Regions from separate parts of the Homo sapiens genome. Here regions 2, 3, 4 and 5 are each linked to region 1. The links are chromatin contacts, found by Hi-C or POLR2A ChIA-PET in ENCODE. All regions are on one chromosome and are shown on one strand. Each heading gives the region's core, a stretch centred on a gene start or an enhancer-like site at or near the end of the contact. The rest is flanking DNA. Distances are from core to core; before and after follow the strand shown.

What was found. A loop is a pair of places that touch in the nucleus more often than their neighbours do. ChIA-PET counts read pairs that join two places held with the same protein, here RNA polymerase II (POLR2A). Pooled maps may share reads with other maps.
Region 2: POLR2A ChIA-PET joins it to region 1 with 5 read pairs in HCT116. The contact joins the enhancer-like site here to the promoter of KLF6 in region 1. POLR2A ChIA-PET finds 5 or more read pairs at or near these places in 4 of 52 experiments (A549, HCT116, MCF 10A and 1 more).
Region 3: a pooled map shows a loop between it and region 1 (2.8-fold over the local background). The contact joins the enhancer-like site here to the promoter of KLF6 in region 1. A Hi-C loop is called at or near these places in 2 of 50 pooled maps. POLR2A ChIA-PET finds 5 or more read pairs at or near these places in 3 of 52 experiments (AG04450, activated B cell and activated CD8-positive, alpha-beta T cell).
Region 4: a loop to region 1 is called in a map of Right ventricle myocardium inferior, with 4 times the contacts of the local background. The contact joins the enhancer-like site here to the promoter of KLF6 in region 1. A Hi-C loop is called at or near these places in 3 of 168 maps with a recorded cell type or tissue (Right ventricle myocardium inferior, cardiac septum and chondrocyte) and 6 of 50 pooled maps. POLR2A ChIA-PET finds 5 or more read pairs at or near these places in 3 of 52 experiments (AG04449, HCT116 and MCF 10A).
Region 5: a pooled map shows a loop between it and region 1 (4-fold over the local background). The contact joins the enhancer-like site here to the promoter of KLF6 in region 1. A Hi-C loop is called at or near these places in 2 of 50 pooled maps. POLR2A ChIA-PET finds 5 or more read pairs at or near these places in 3 of 52 experiments (MCF 10A, PC-9 and activated CD8-positive, alpha-beta T cell).

What each region holds. Positions count from the first base shown.
Region 1 is chr10:3,783,840-3,786,532 of GRCh38, reverse strand. It overlaps KLF6 (KLF transcription factor 6), which reads left to right and starts at 1,324. Exons shown (of 4, transcript NM_001300.6): 1 at 1,324-1,620. The coding sequence starts at 1,519. RefSeq lists silencers at 415-474, 655-934, 1,185-1,784, a promoter at 586-1,523 and enhancers at 1,390-1,945, 1,946-2,502, 2,503-2,693.
Region 2 is chr10:4,724,838-4,727,530 of GRCh38, reverse strand. All of the region lies in intron 2 of LOC105376375 (a long non-coding RNA gene), which reads left to right. Among named protein-coding and RNA genes, the nearest start is that of MANCR, 48 kb to the right of the region's middle. Within about 2 kb of position 1,375, at least 6 of the 41 ENCODE cell types and tissues checked have a DNase peak (open chromatin) inside an H3K27ac peak, as active enhancers do; they include HCT116, where a contact is called at or near this core.
Region 3 is chr10:4,638,751-4,641,443 of GRCh38, reverse strand. No RefSeq gene overlaps it. Among named protein-coding and RNA genes, the nearest start is that of LINC00705, 16 kb to the left of the region's middle. Within about 2 kb of position 1,368, at least 6 of the 41 ENCODE cell types and tissues checked have a DNase peak (open chromatin) inside an H3K27ac peak, as active enhancers do.
Region 4 is chr10:4,497,777-4,500,469 of GRCh38, reverse strand. No RefSeq gene overlaps it. Among named protein-coding and RNA genes, the nearest start is that of LINC00703, 110 kb to the right of the region's middle. Within about 2 kb of position 1,334, at least 3 of the 41 ENCODE cell types and tissues checked have a DNase peak (open chromatin) inside an H3K27ac peak, as active enhancers do.
Region 5 is chr10:3,094,125-3,096,817 of GRCh38, reverse strand. The region is part of intron 2 of PFKP (phosphofructokinase, platelet); the gene reads right to left. Among named protein-coding and RNA genes, the nearest start is that of PFKP, 28 kb to the right of the region's middle. RefSeq lists an enhancer at 468-1,667. Within about 2 kb of position 1,362, at least 20 of the 41 ENCODE cell types and tissues checked have a DNase peak (open chromatin) inside an H3K27ac peak, as active enhancers do; they include PC-9, where a contact is called at or near this core.

The DNA.
Region 1 (2,693 bases), core at 75-2,574:
CTTTCTCCACTCCAGACTCACTAAGGTCCCCACCTAGTCTTACAGCCACATGCTTCTGCCGGACCCTCTAAAACTTAACATACAAAACCCTCTAATTTTTTTTTACATAGTCCATTCTTTCAAAATGTTTAATGTTCATTAAACTATTTTGAAACAAAAACTATAATACAGTTACAATTCAGTTTTCCATTTTGGATTTTAAAATGCTCTGGTTCGAGTCTCGACATTTTTCTTAAAAATGAACATTACGGTATATTTTAGGAGATAATTTATATGGAAAAAAACACACACACTAAATGTCGGCTTGCACCTAAATTGTTTACACGTTCATGGGAAAACCTAGCTGTTAACCTTGGTGAGGGCTAAGATCGCCCTCTACAAGATAAACACGTTTCTCCCAATTCCAAGGGGAGCCTGCGTGCTCCCCTCCCCCACTCTGGTGGCCCGGAGGACAGAGGGGACCCTAGGACTGGAGGGGGACGGAGACGGGCTCAGGGATGGAGGGGGACAGAGAGGGACCCGGAGGTGGAGGAGGACAGAGAGGGGTACCCCAAGGTTAGAGAACAGAGGATGACTAGGGGGATGTAGGGAAACAGAGCGGCGCAGAAGAGGACAGTTGGGGACGGGGCGGCCCCGGGCATAGAAGGGGACAGTTGGCGACCGGGAAGCCCCCGGCGTAGAAGGGGACAGTTGGGGACGGGGCGGCCTCGGGCATAGAAGGGGACGGGGGGGAACCGGGCGGCCCCGGGACCGGACGGCCGCCCGCAGGGTGAGCTGCCGGAACCGGGGCTCGCGCGGCGACAGGGCCCGGCTTGGTGACCGGGACGGGCGTGGGGTGGCGGGACCGGGCAGCGGGGAAGAGAGACCGGGACTGGGGACAGGCGACGCGGCCCGCCCCGGCTCTCCCAGCCCCGGCTCCCTTAGCTCCGGCCGCGGGCGCAGTGCAGGGCTCGGCCGCGCACCTCACAGCGCGGACTCCTCCGGCGCGCGGCCGCCCGCGCCTTATATACCCTGCTAAAAATAGCCTGCGAGGCCACTTTCCAATCAGAACGAGCAGAGTTCGAATTGAGCCAATGGTGCGGGCCGTGATGGAGAGTCTCGGTCACGCCAGGCGGGGCCGCTGTGTGTCGCCGCCTGCGATTGGCCGGAGCTGACATCATCGGCGCGCAGCCCCCGGGCCGGGAGCCACGGGATTGGGCCGCGCACGGGGCGGGCGCGGGGCGAGTCACGTGGGGGGAGGGGGAGTGGGGGGAGCCAGGCGGGGGCGGAGGGGGAGGCTGGCAGCGGAGCTTTGAATAGGGAAGTTTTGCAGGGGTTACGTTTGCAGTCAGTCCGGTGTTTGCAAATATTGTGTGGGCTCCGCGCGCTGCGGGCTGCGGGAGGGTCCGGCCGGGCGTCTCTGCGAGCCTGGAGTTTGCATGAAACTTTCACCTGCGCTCCGGGGAGACTTTCGGCTCCGGCTCCCACCGCGCGCCTCGCCGCCCTCGCGACCGCGGGCTCCGTCCAACCCGGCCCGACATGGACGTGCTCCCCATGTGCAGCATCTTCCAGGAGCTCCAGATCGTGCACGAGACCGGCTACTTCTCGGCGCTGCCGTCTCTGGAGGAGTACTGGCAACAGGTAAACGCAGCCGGCCGCGGTTCCCTGCGGGCGCCGGGGCGCGGGCCGGGTCGGCTGTTTGGGGTTCAGACCCGGTGCTCTCTGCGGTCCGCTGGGCCTGGGCCCCGCGCTGTCACCGGGGGAGCGGGCGCAGCGCCCCCGCCGATCGATCCTCCAGGCTGCGATCAGCGTCCGCCCAGGGAAGCCCCAACTCCCGGCACAGCCCGGCCGAGCCCCTGGCACGAGTTCGGAGCCTGTCCCCGCTCCAGACGCCACAGCTGGAGCTTGTCATGGGGACCAACTTGCTCTGCCTGCCAAGGTGTTTTTTTTTTGTTTGTTTGTTTTTTGTTGTTTTTTTTTAACGGATTTTGTTTTTGTTTTGTTTCTTGGTGCTTGTACTTAACAGTTTTTTAAAAAAATCACATTTTGCCCCCAGAACGTAGACCAGCTCTCTTTTATTTTTGTCTTTTTTAAACTGTAGACCATTTCCAATGTGTTTTCTGCTCTTTGGAATGCCTAACATTTCCCCTAGATCTGCCTTATTTGTCTTCCCTGCTTCTCTTGTTGACCAAGAAAAATAAAAATAAAACTGTGTACACCCCAGTGACTTGTCAGTCTTGTGACAATGAGCCCGTCCAAACTGCTTCAAGTCTTAGTTTGGAAAGAAGGACCTCGGTTTCCGACATTGTCGTAGAACTGGAATTTGGGGGCATTGGAAATTTAAGAAACTTACCAGGTCCCCGTGCTTATAGGTAGCATCGCCCGAGGGGAGAGAGACTGACACTCCTCCCATTGTCTCTCCAGCGATCGCAGGAGGGTTTACTGTTGTCTCCCTGCCCTGCTGTGCTGTTTGTTTTTCGTCACAAAGTGAATTGCCAGATCAAATAGAGGCTGTGGGTTTCCAAGCCTCGAAAGCTTTAAGGAAGATGAAATGCAGGGTGTTGCAACCTTCACACGCCTGCTTAATTGTTCACAGTCCTCTCCTGCCTTTTCCCCCTCCCCCTCCTGTTTTTTTCCTCCTCAAAGAAGCTGCTCCCTAGGACGTGATTGAAATTGATCTAAGTAGTTTCCTTCGGGCGTTTGGGATTTGGGCA
Region 2 (2,693 bases), core at 126-2,625, 940 kb before region 1:
ATTTGCAATTAAGCTGTTTCTCATATGGCAACTCTGTATGGTATTTTCCACCCTGTTTAGAAGCTGTGTTTTATTTAATAATGGAAAACAAGTATTCCTCAAAATTTTCCCCGTAAATGGGCTTTCAAATGAATAGAATACTGGTCCTTTTTGAAATTGTGTGAAGATTCTTACATAATGCTTTATTCCATGTTTCTATGATTTAAAATTATGTTTCCAATTCCAATGGTTAAACACAACTTACTTACATACTCCCTACTGTCTGCTTTACACAAACTATTTCTTAATACTGCGGTTGACTGTAACATACTATTTGTATGCTTATACATTTGTTAAACAGCTCAGAATAAAACCCGGATATTTGAATATCTACCCCAAATATAAAAGTAGTATTTTGAGCAGAAACCTGTGATTTTTAACTGCCAACACTATAGTTATTCTTAAATAAAAGATAACATCTTTAAAAATAAACAAAATATGTTAATTTTAAACAGTAAAGGACATCAAAAAAATTTAATAAAAATGATTCTTTATGAATTTCTTTACTATTTATTATTTTTAAGATTCATATCCTGTGTTTGAACTCAACAACTTTTGGACTGGGTTAAGATATATCGTTAAATTCGGCTAAAGCAGTGTTGTCAGATGTTTAGGATTCATATAAATTATTACCCTCTAGTTTATTATCTTCAAATCTTTCTTCAATTATTGAAGAGTTTCATTTAAAATATATTAGAAATAATTTAAAAAGTATATATTTTATATTATATAGTATCACAATTATGAACTTAGAATTACAAAATTAAATTAAAAATCCAGATAATGTTTTCTATGCATGAAAATGTAAAATTTTGGAAATTTATTTTAAAATTCTCATATAATTTACTAAAAACCAATAATAAAAGTGAATGTTTCTAACTTAATGCAACTTACAAAATGTGAAATATTTTATCATAAGTGCCCTCACAATCGACTACTCTCAGGATGGCTAAATTGAACGTATCTCAAAAGTCAAGGTTGGTTAATCTGGCAATGTACTTTTGAACTTGGGAAATATAAGGCAGTTGAAAAATAAATGGCTTAAATTTTTACTTTCCTGATCCATAGCTGAAGTATTTCCATGGCTGTATGGGGATGTCATGTTTGAAAATGTTAAATTGAAGCAAGGTCTTGTGTTAGCACAGTGTATTTGAGGATTTATCATCTATTAAGGACAGACATTTACATATTTGAAAATGTTGATCTACGTGCACATAGCTTGTTTAAATTTGTGAATCACCTCTGCAATGAAATAAGTATAAAGACCTACAGTGTGATCTAATGTTAGAATGAGTCATAGTGGAATTATGTAGTCAAAGCAAACAGTGAAAAGACACACAATAATGTGGAAAGAAATAATGACATATTACTGAATAGTTAGACTTTGAACTTTAAAATAGATATCTGCTAGATATCATTCTAGGGCAAAGCCAACTATGAGAGAGTCATTTTTCTTTAAAAGGAGCTCTTTGTGGAGGCTAAATATAATTACTATTGTGTGATTTATAGACAGCTCTCGAGCAATGTGGATATTTTTATTCCTCTCTCTCTGAGTCTGACTGTTCACTGTTGTTACCTATTTGGATAAAATATCATTTTGAAGTTTGGCCTCTTTAAAAATTCTCTAGATCTACTGGTATAATTTTAATTTGGGACTCTGAATTTTATCACATGAAATTCTAAAAAACAACTATATTCTCAGTGGTCAATTTTCTTATATTACTTCAAAAAGAGAGAAGCTTTGAGTGAAATCCTCTTTACAGAAAGACAGTCTAAATTAGAGCTGCCTCTGTTTAAAGAAAAGTTTTCTTGGTTAATAGTGTTTATAGTATGTAATATGATCTAGCATGTGGTTTTTGTTTAATAAGAATATTTAAATATTAAGTTAATTCAGTATCTAACAATATATGTACGTGGGGACAAAATAATAAGAAAAAATATAGAATGTATAATACAAAAAGAGAATCTTTTTATGTGTCAAAAATGTGTATTCAGGAAATTGTTTTTACATTCTTTAAAACAACTGTTAAGTAGACAGAAATAACAAGATTAAGAAAATATCTATTTATGAGCCAGTATTCAAAAACAAACCACTAAGTGAAAATAGTTATACAGTTTTTAATAAATCTGAAAAAAACCTGTATGGTAAAAACTTGATTTTCTTATCACATTTGCACCCTTTCAAATACATAGATTTATTTCAGTAAACTTATTAGAGGAATGTTGACAATAAAGACATTCTACCTAAAATTATGCAACACGAGATATATAAAAACATGGATAGATGCATGAAACATTATGGATAGTAAAGGATATTTGAAAATGAAACGTTATGGGCAGTAAGAAATATTTGAAAAAAAAGAGAGATTAATGAGAGAAATTTTACCACTAAATATTAAAACACAATTAACCTCTAATAACTACTACTTTTATTAGTGTTGATCTGGTAAAAGAACATAAGACATTGTGTGGCAAAGTTGAGTCCCCAAAACTATCTGTAAGAATTTAATATATGATAACATTGCATTACAAATCAAGGGAAAGCATTGGTGAAAGAACGCAACTCAAAAACATATTTCGATTATTTTTTACTGCCTAAATTTTTAGGAAAAATTTAAAAACTGCATGTTTTATATTATGTACTATCACAGTTA
Region 3 (2,693 bases), core at 119-2,618, 850 kb before region 1:
AGGTGACATCTACCCTGAAGTTTATTATAAGTATACATACCCATTGGATTTGGTCTTTTCTCCTCTGAAAGCCCTGCTTTCACTGGGCCATGTAGGTGGAACCTCAGGCATTAGTATTCCCATCACAGATGTTCAAGGGAATTAAAAACTCAGAGCCTACCAGAATGTTGTGCATACAACAGGAACTTAATAAATGAACATACACATCTATACCTATACAGACACATTCTTGTCTTTCTTGTAACCTGACTGGGTGACTTCAGTCCTTTAAATACGTAAACTCTAATTTATCCAAGAAGAATTTGTCCTAAGCATTTATAATTATATGCATTCTTTTCACCAAAACAGTCCATTGTAACAGAAAAAATAAAATTACATATCCAAGGCATGCCAAAAAAATACACATTTCTAAGCTAAGTGTCTGCCTTAATAAAATATTATGGTAATATTCCCATACCAACAATCATAGCCCTACAATTATTATGTTATGTTGTTCAATATTTTAATGGCTGCACAATATTTTCCTTTTTCTATTAAATATAATAAGGTTTGGCACTTACTATGAACTTCCTTCCTGAAGTTCATGCTGTCTAAATGTAAAGCAATATTGATATAATCATTACTTTATCACACATACTTTTGGTGTCATAATAACTCCTTGGATAATTTTGGATCAGTATCATCATGCTGACTACTAATTTACAAGAAAAATGTTCTATTAACTACTTATTGTATTGAAGATAGCCTTTATTTTGTCAAGAAGTATTTGTTATTGTTATAGAGAGTTTTGTGTCAAGATTATTCACATCTATCCAGAGCAGTATTAGAAATACCAGCAGAAGTTTCCTGTAGGACAATAATACCAGCATACAGTGGGTGTATCGGTAAGAAAAGTTCTCTTTCAACTATTCATTCTGTATGATAAATGATCGTTTTTTGGCATCAAACTTGATTTTTCCTAGGAGAATTGCTTCTCTTACCCTGAACCTTCTAATCTTGGCTGGGCTTTGAAGCAGGTGCCTTACCCTCTTCAAACCATACCTGGGCACATGACTTGAATTCTGAAAGAAGTAGCTTAATTTCTGAAAATTAGAGTGAACAGCAGCATTCTGAAAAAAGTGATTATTCCAAGTCCCTAAACCAGCAATCTTCAGAGCTGTCCCAGCTCCCTTCCTTTCTGAGGCTGGCTTTGGCATTTTCTCATTTATTTGAGGTACGCCATGTACTTCCAACACATTCCATTGTTCCTTGTTAGCCAAGTTTCTTCATGTTTCCTGCCAGCAAAGAACTCGAATAGGACAGGCCCTGTAATTGGGCAGGAGCCTATTAGCATGATCTCCAGAGAGGTCTGTAGACAAACTCTCATTCCAGGCATTCAATTCTAAGCTCAGAAACTGATGTGGACCATGCTCCATTGGTAGGGAGGCTGCTGGTGATAAATGGAAAGAAATCTGTTCCTAGCTGAGCACACTGTGACAGACCTGTGCATGATTATTATACCCTGAACAATTATCGTGCTGTGTGATTACATATTGACAACTTAAAACTAGCCCTAATAAAGGGTTCCCTAACAGATATCTATGCCGCTAGCCTACATGAAGAAATAACTGCCCCAGATTTGATATATATTTTCTCTTATGTATGGGTTTAAAGGAAGAGACTTCTAGGTCTAAAAGGTCATTTGCTCATTCCGACATCATCATGCACAACCGTGTAATTCCTGGTGATGATTTTGGCTTCTGGAAGTTTAAACTTCTGTTCTAGATAAATATTGATTTTTCTATCAGTTGTACCTATTCCGTCGCCTTCCTTCTGCATCTTTATGTATGCAGACCTTGTTTGGTTTTAGTCTTTTAGTTTGAGCAACTAGTAATGTGTCAATCCAATGGTTGATCACTTGTGATTTTTGTATATTGATCCAATTCTAAGTAATCTTTTCATAATTTTGTGTTATGCATTATTTCCTACATTTAAACATAGTAGCCTGCTTATTGTAAGAAAATAATTCAAATATTTAAATGTTAAAAAGTTGCCCTTAATGTTGGTTGTTTATTTGTTTATTTTTGTTTTTAAATAGAATTAGTTACCTATAAGACCTGGTTTCTAAATATAGCCCTTTCAAAAAGCCTTGTAACCATTAATATTCAAACTCAGATGCATTATTTTTTAAGTAGATACTAGCAAAACCTGTTGGGTTAACTCACAGAGTTGTTAAAATTGAATGCTACAGAATCAAAGATTTCTACTCCTGGAAGCAAATTTAGACTACAATAGTCCAAACCTGTCATTTTACAGATATAAAATTGAGGTCCAAAGAGTGTGAGTAAATTGTCAAGATTCGGGAGCTTTAAGGACACTGTAAAGGATATAAAATAGATTCTAAATGTAATGTGCAAACCAATGCAAAACGAGACAAAAAACAAAAAACCCAGAAACTGTAATGTGATGTAAAATGGAAGATTATATGCTTTCCATTAGTTCTTCGAATCAGTTTATTCCTAATATGGCACGTAGGGTGATTGAGGAGTAAGATGTGATTTGTGTAAGGGAAAGTACCCAAAGGCTGAGAACTCTGTCTGACAGAATTATAGAGATTGAAAGGAAACCTTTAGGAACGTTGTTTATATTTGACATAGATCACCTGTTTTTATATCTTTTCTATGAAATGATGGCATCTGTTAAAGTTGGAATAG
Region 4 (2,693 bases), core at 85-2,584, 710 kb before region 1:
CTAAAGAAAGAAGTCAAAAGCCTCCCTAGGGAAAAACCCTTTATGTATTAAAGGAACTTACAGATTTGAATAGATGGAGAGACATTCAATGATTCATTAGTATTTTTAGTTTCTAAGTATTATTAAATGATGATTAGCCACATATTAGAAGGTCAATTCCATGTAGGCCTATCAAACTGTTAAGTGTTTTCTTTTTTAGGAAAAAATATAGTGTACATGAATATTTATTCTTTTTACTTATCTCTAGATTTTTTTTGTCTTTTCCTGTTTCAGTGTAGTGATCCAGGGTCACCACCATTGCCAACTCTCTTTCTAACAAATTAACAGCATCTAAAACACAACTGCCTGTGTGTCTGAGTTAGTACAGTGTGAAAAAAGTTTCTGTCAATATTAGTTTGTAAATCAGAGTTCTAATGGGATGTCCATCCACTTTACAATCAAGTTAACAAGAGAGTCAGAGAGATGAGGAAGAGGAAAACATGTTATGGTGACATCCTAGGGTGATGCCAGTGGTTATTTAGCTTGTAACTAAATATCACCTGTCCCACTATTTCACCCAGCTTCTCCTCATCAGAGGGTGCAGGAGTGGGCACCAGAGGCATACGTGTGTAGTTGACCATTCCACGTTGCCACTTCTCCCTGCTGGTGTCCTCCTGCTGCTGTCAACGGTGGAGGGAGAGCTAGCCTAATGAATTATGACGGGAACATCACTGTGGTTTAGAATTCCATATAGGAAACAATGTCATGATTTTGGGGGATAGAATTAAAAATTAATATTTTAAACATATTAAACCCATATATTTGATATTTAATATTTTTATTATTAATTTTAAAATACATAAAGCTTCTGACAAATTATTTTTATTTATTTTGATATTCATGGAGAGAAAAATATGTGGTAAAGTACTACTCTACACTGAAATACTTTATTTAAAGTTATTGAATGCTTTTAAGCAAGGTAGTTTAGAGAATTTTGAACTATCTATACAGTGGTTTTTTAAGATTCCTAGAGAAAAATTATGCTAAATAACAGGCTTTTTGAGCACTGATAATGATACTAAGTTACTTATTCAAACGTGTCTTTCTGCCAAGACCAAGTTCCTTGAGAGCAGATTCTTAAATGCAGCATCTTGGTTACCTTTGCTTACTTATTTTTTAATTTCCTTATGTTTATCTTTGTTTACTTACACCTAATCGGTGCTCAATAGACTTTGCTGAAACAAAATGACGCCTTGTGGTTGACCAGTGTCTCATTACCAGGCAGCTTGCCCTGGAGAAAAATAGAGCAGTTGGTTTAAATCAAGACGCTCTGAGAATTAGCTAAGTGATTTACCTCTGCCAAGTAGGAACTATAAATACTGTCAGACTAAAAGCACCCGTTGCCTACCTACTGTGTACTGAGCATCATTCAATTGGCACACCTACTCAATAATTGTGAACAGATGGAATTAGCGCATAGAAAAGAGCATGTGTTTTTCCCTCTCCATCCACACATACCAACCTAGAAAAATAGAATTCTCCATCATGGTATTTTTTTTTCTAACAAGGACATCGTCAAATGTATTAGTCAAACTTGGAGTCCCTCCAAAACTAAAGCTTACTTCTAAATTTAGAACTAATGAGCTCTCTGTGTGTACCAAAGTAGAAAGCACATATTTTCTCTGTTAGCATTGAGGCCTTTTATTCAACATAACTCTACTGCGAAAGAGAATATAAATGTTTCTTCTTTAGTGTTACTGGCTTGCAAAACTCAGTCACTGGGAAAAACATGAACACTAGGGAAGAATGATAGGTTTGTAGAGAACATTCATTTCAGAGAATGGTAGAATCCTCCATTTAACAGGTCTTTAAAGATCCTCCAGCCCAGCGCTTCTTAACAGCTAGAATTCCTTTTAAAATGACACCTTGGGTGATCTCCAGTGCTCTACCTACCTCCAGCGTCAAGGCAGCTCCATCCACATCTGAGTTGCTTCAGTGGAGGGTCCCCCTGGCACAAAACCAAACTCATTTTTGCTATTGCCTCCCTCAGTGACTTCTGAGTTTACTTTTTGGGACACACAGATTGAGGACTCTTTCCTATGACACTTTCCTCGTGCTTGATGACAAACAACTACCGCATGTTCCCCTCTCCAGGTTTCTCTTCTCCATGCCAAAAACTTGCATGTCTTAACCCTTCCTCAGTGCCTCAATTTCCAATTGCTTCATCCTTCTGGCCACATTCTTGCCATGTTCTCCATAATACAACTTATTAAAGATGGATATCATGACATTTAAAAGAAGTTAACTGTGGCAGAAATATAAAAAATGAATTCCTAGGGAAGGTACTCAGGTCCCAGCTACTTGTCACAGCAGAAATGAGTGATTTTTAAAATTACACTTGAGAGTAAGTCCAGGACGATTTTACTTACAGAATAAAAGGAAGTAATAATATTTGAGAACAGGGAGATGAAAGACCCAGGAACACCTTTGAGACCTACTTTGGGAGGTTAGTGGAAAATTATACTCTTAATTTTAAACCAGAATATAAAGAATAGGGTCAATTTACCTGTAGGAAGACAGACATACTTCATTGAATGTGTTCTGTTAAATTCTTATAAAATTCCCAGGTAGATGAGTCTATAGAATAGTTAACCTATCTATACCTTGGTTATATAGGAAAGCATCTCGTAGCCTGGTGTTCTCACCCAAGACAA
Region 5 (2,693 bases), core at 113-2,612, 690 kb after region 1:
CATGAGCCGCCGCACCCGGCCTCCCAGGTTTCTGCTAAGAATTATGCTTCATTCTGCAAGCACAACAGAGCGCTCCATTCTTCAGGTCTGGGAGCAACACTGAACAAACTGCCATCTGCAGTGATCCTGACTTTCCAGATTGACTTCCATGAAGCTCGGGGGGGCAAGGAAACAAGGAAGCAGGCATGTAGCCTGGGCCACCGTGAAACGGACCCTTCTTAGAGGCACGACCTCCCATCCTCCAAGCCCACATCTCAGGAGGAGAGAAAAGATGACCCATGATGGGGCCTGAACTGCAGCAGAAACCGGGACCTCCCTGAGAGGACTGGGATGTAGAGCGGCCGTAAACCTGGGGCTCCGGCAAAACTGAAACAGACAGTTCCTACATTCCCACACCCAGAGCTGTTGCGGTCATTTCTGTGCATGCAGTTTTTTGGTAAATAAAGAGACCGGGGGGAAGGTGCCAGTTCCGGCCGCCACCCTGCTGAAGAGGATGCCAAGGCCGCTGCAGCATCCTGAGGCCGTCTCAGGCCCAGGAGTCAACCATGCACCCCTAACGGCATCAGCTTTCAGAGTATTCCTGGAGCACGCGCTATCCCGGACGCTGCTTCCAAGTCAACCGCCACCCAGCATTTTACTAGTTAATATGCCATAGTGGGAACCATACAATTTCCTTTCCCTGCATGAGTTCACAGAATTTAAATACGGATTTAATCAAACATGTTAACGAATCCTCTTGCTTCTGGAGTAGTAAGAAAACTGCTCTGCAAACCACAACATTTTGAAAAGTAAAATGTTCTCTGAAAGTAATTTCATTATTTTGTGTTGCATAGATGCATGTGGCAAAGAAAGCCATTAAAAAATAGAAAGGGAGGGCTTTCTGAGTGCCACCTCCAATGCTCCCTGTCTAGTGCATGCGTGAGCTAAGTTGCTAGGAAATGACTCATTCTTTAATTTGCAAAGTCACGACGCCCATGGAACATGTGAAAAGCAACTACCAGCCGCAGTTCTAAGCCGTCTTTCACCAACAAGGAAGATATTACTAAATTAGGAAGACTCATTTTGCCCAAACGTACTACAACGTAGAAATTCAGATGAGTTTTCTCTTTTGAAGTCTTCTTAGAAGGCTGAATATTTATCTTACTACAGCCAAAGCCCAGACGTTTCCTAAAACACCCTTTTGGAATTTGCCTTCCAAGCCAGTTTTATGACTCACATAGGAAAAACAGAGCATAAAACCTTTAACCTTATCTCAGTTTTTTGGCCAAAGTAACATTCTCTGTCTTGTTGACTCTGACTCACAAGATGAACCTTAGAGCTCCTCGTTGGCTGTATCGGATCCATCGTCGGACAGAATTTTTTACGTTGAGTCATTCGATCACATCTAAGAACATGCCACAGGCTCTGAAGTCATTTCAACTTATTCGAAATTGTTTTGAGCTGTGTCAAAATAACCAGCCTTCTAACCATGTAGGAGATCATTCTATATGTAGAGGTGGTTTTGACTAGAATTTTTAGGCAATCGCCGAATCCATCATAAATGGAGTAAGCTAGTTCACCTATGCGCGTAGTTCACCTATGGGTGGCTTTCTCGGACGTCTCATATGTAAGTTTTTTTTTTTAAAGTTACAGACAAAGGGAAATTATACCGTTGTGTTGCAGCAGTAGGCTTTTTCTTTCAGAATGCTTGTTGCATGGGTCCATGTGTCTTCTCAACTGGATAATGCTTTTTTCCAATCTGATTTCCTGAATTCTTCACTCAACTAACTCCAAATGGTGAACATTCCAACTACCAGAATAAAACAAGCTCCTAGAGATAACAGACTTTAAAAGTGCCTTCCAGATAGTGTTATCACCAGCTTCCTGCAGACATAGTTACTGCATCCAGAGATGTAGGGGCTTTGCTGCTTCTGAGTAAATACTATTTTTTTTGTTTCCTACAGAATCAAGCTTTCCCTAGTTTAATCCTTTTCCCTCCCCCACAGAACCTAAAGCTACAACATTCCTTAATAAATTAAAGCATTTCACTTTTAGAATTCAGAGCATGCATGCAGAGGTCAGCTCTGAACGGCTCTCTAGGCTTAGACTTGGGAAACACCAGCGTTCCAAACTAGGTGTGCGAGAAAGAGAGGCGGCAGGAATTTCACTATGTCAATGGTTTTCAAAGGCCAGGAATCGTGGCTTTATCCTGTCTCTAGGAAATTCAGAGGCAGAGCCTGAGATTAAACAGCCCCACACCAACACACATCCCAAGCCCTGCTCACCTCCCCACCAACACTCTGAAGGAACGCTCTTGTCCAGAGACCCTACCAATCACCCCAGCAAAGCACCCTCACTGATTTCATTACTTGATAGAAAATTTCTATAGAGCAGCCTCAGGATTTCTTCTTGGGAGACTCAGTCAACTGTAAAATTCTAAAATAGGTTAGCACACGACACACCATCATGTGGTCCTGCACTTGCTTCTTTGGAAGACCAATAATGCAACAGCATGATGTATTTAGCCCTCTGGCATCACAGATTTCTTTAAGCCAAAGCTAAGAGTGCACAATTCCGGTAAGTTGTACAACCAACAGCCCCAGCAGGAGCGAGGCCGGTCGCCCTTCCTCCCCTGTAGAGAGAGGGTCCCAAGCACTGGCCTGGCAGTGACCTTACAGCAAACCCCACCTTGAGGCTCATTCAGCTGACCACAG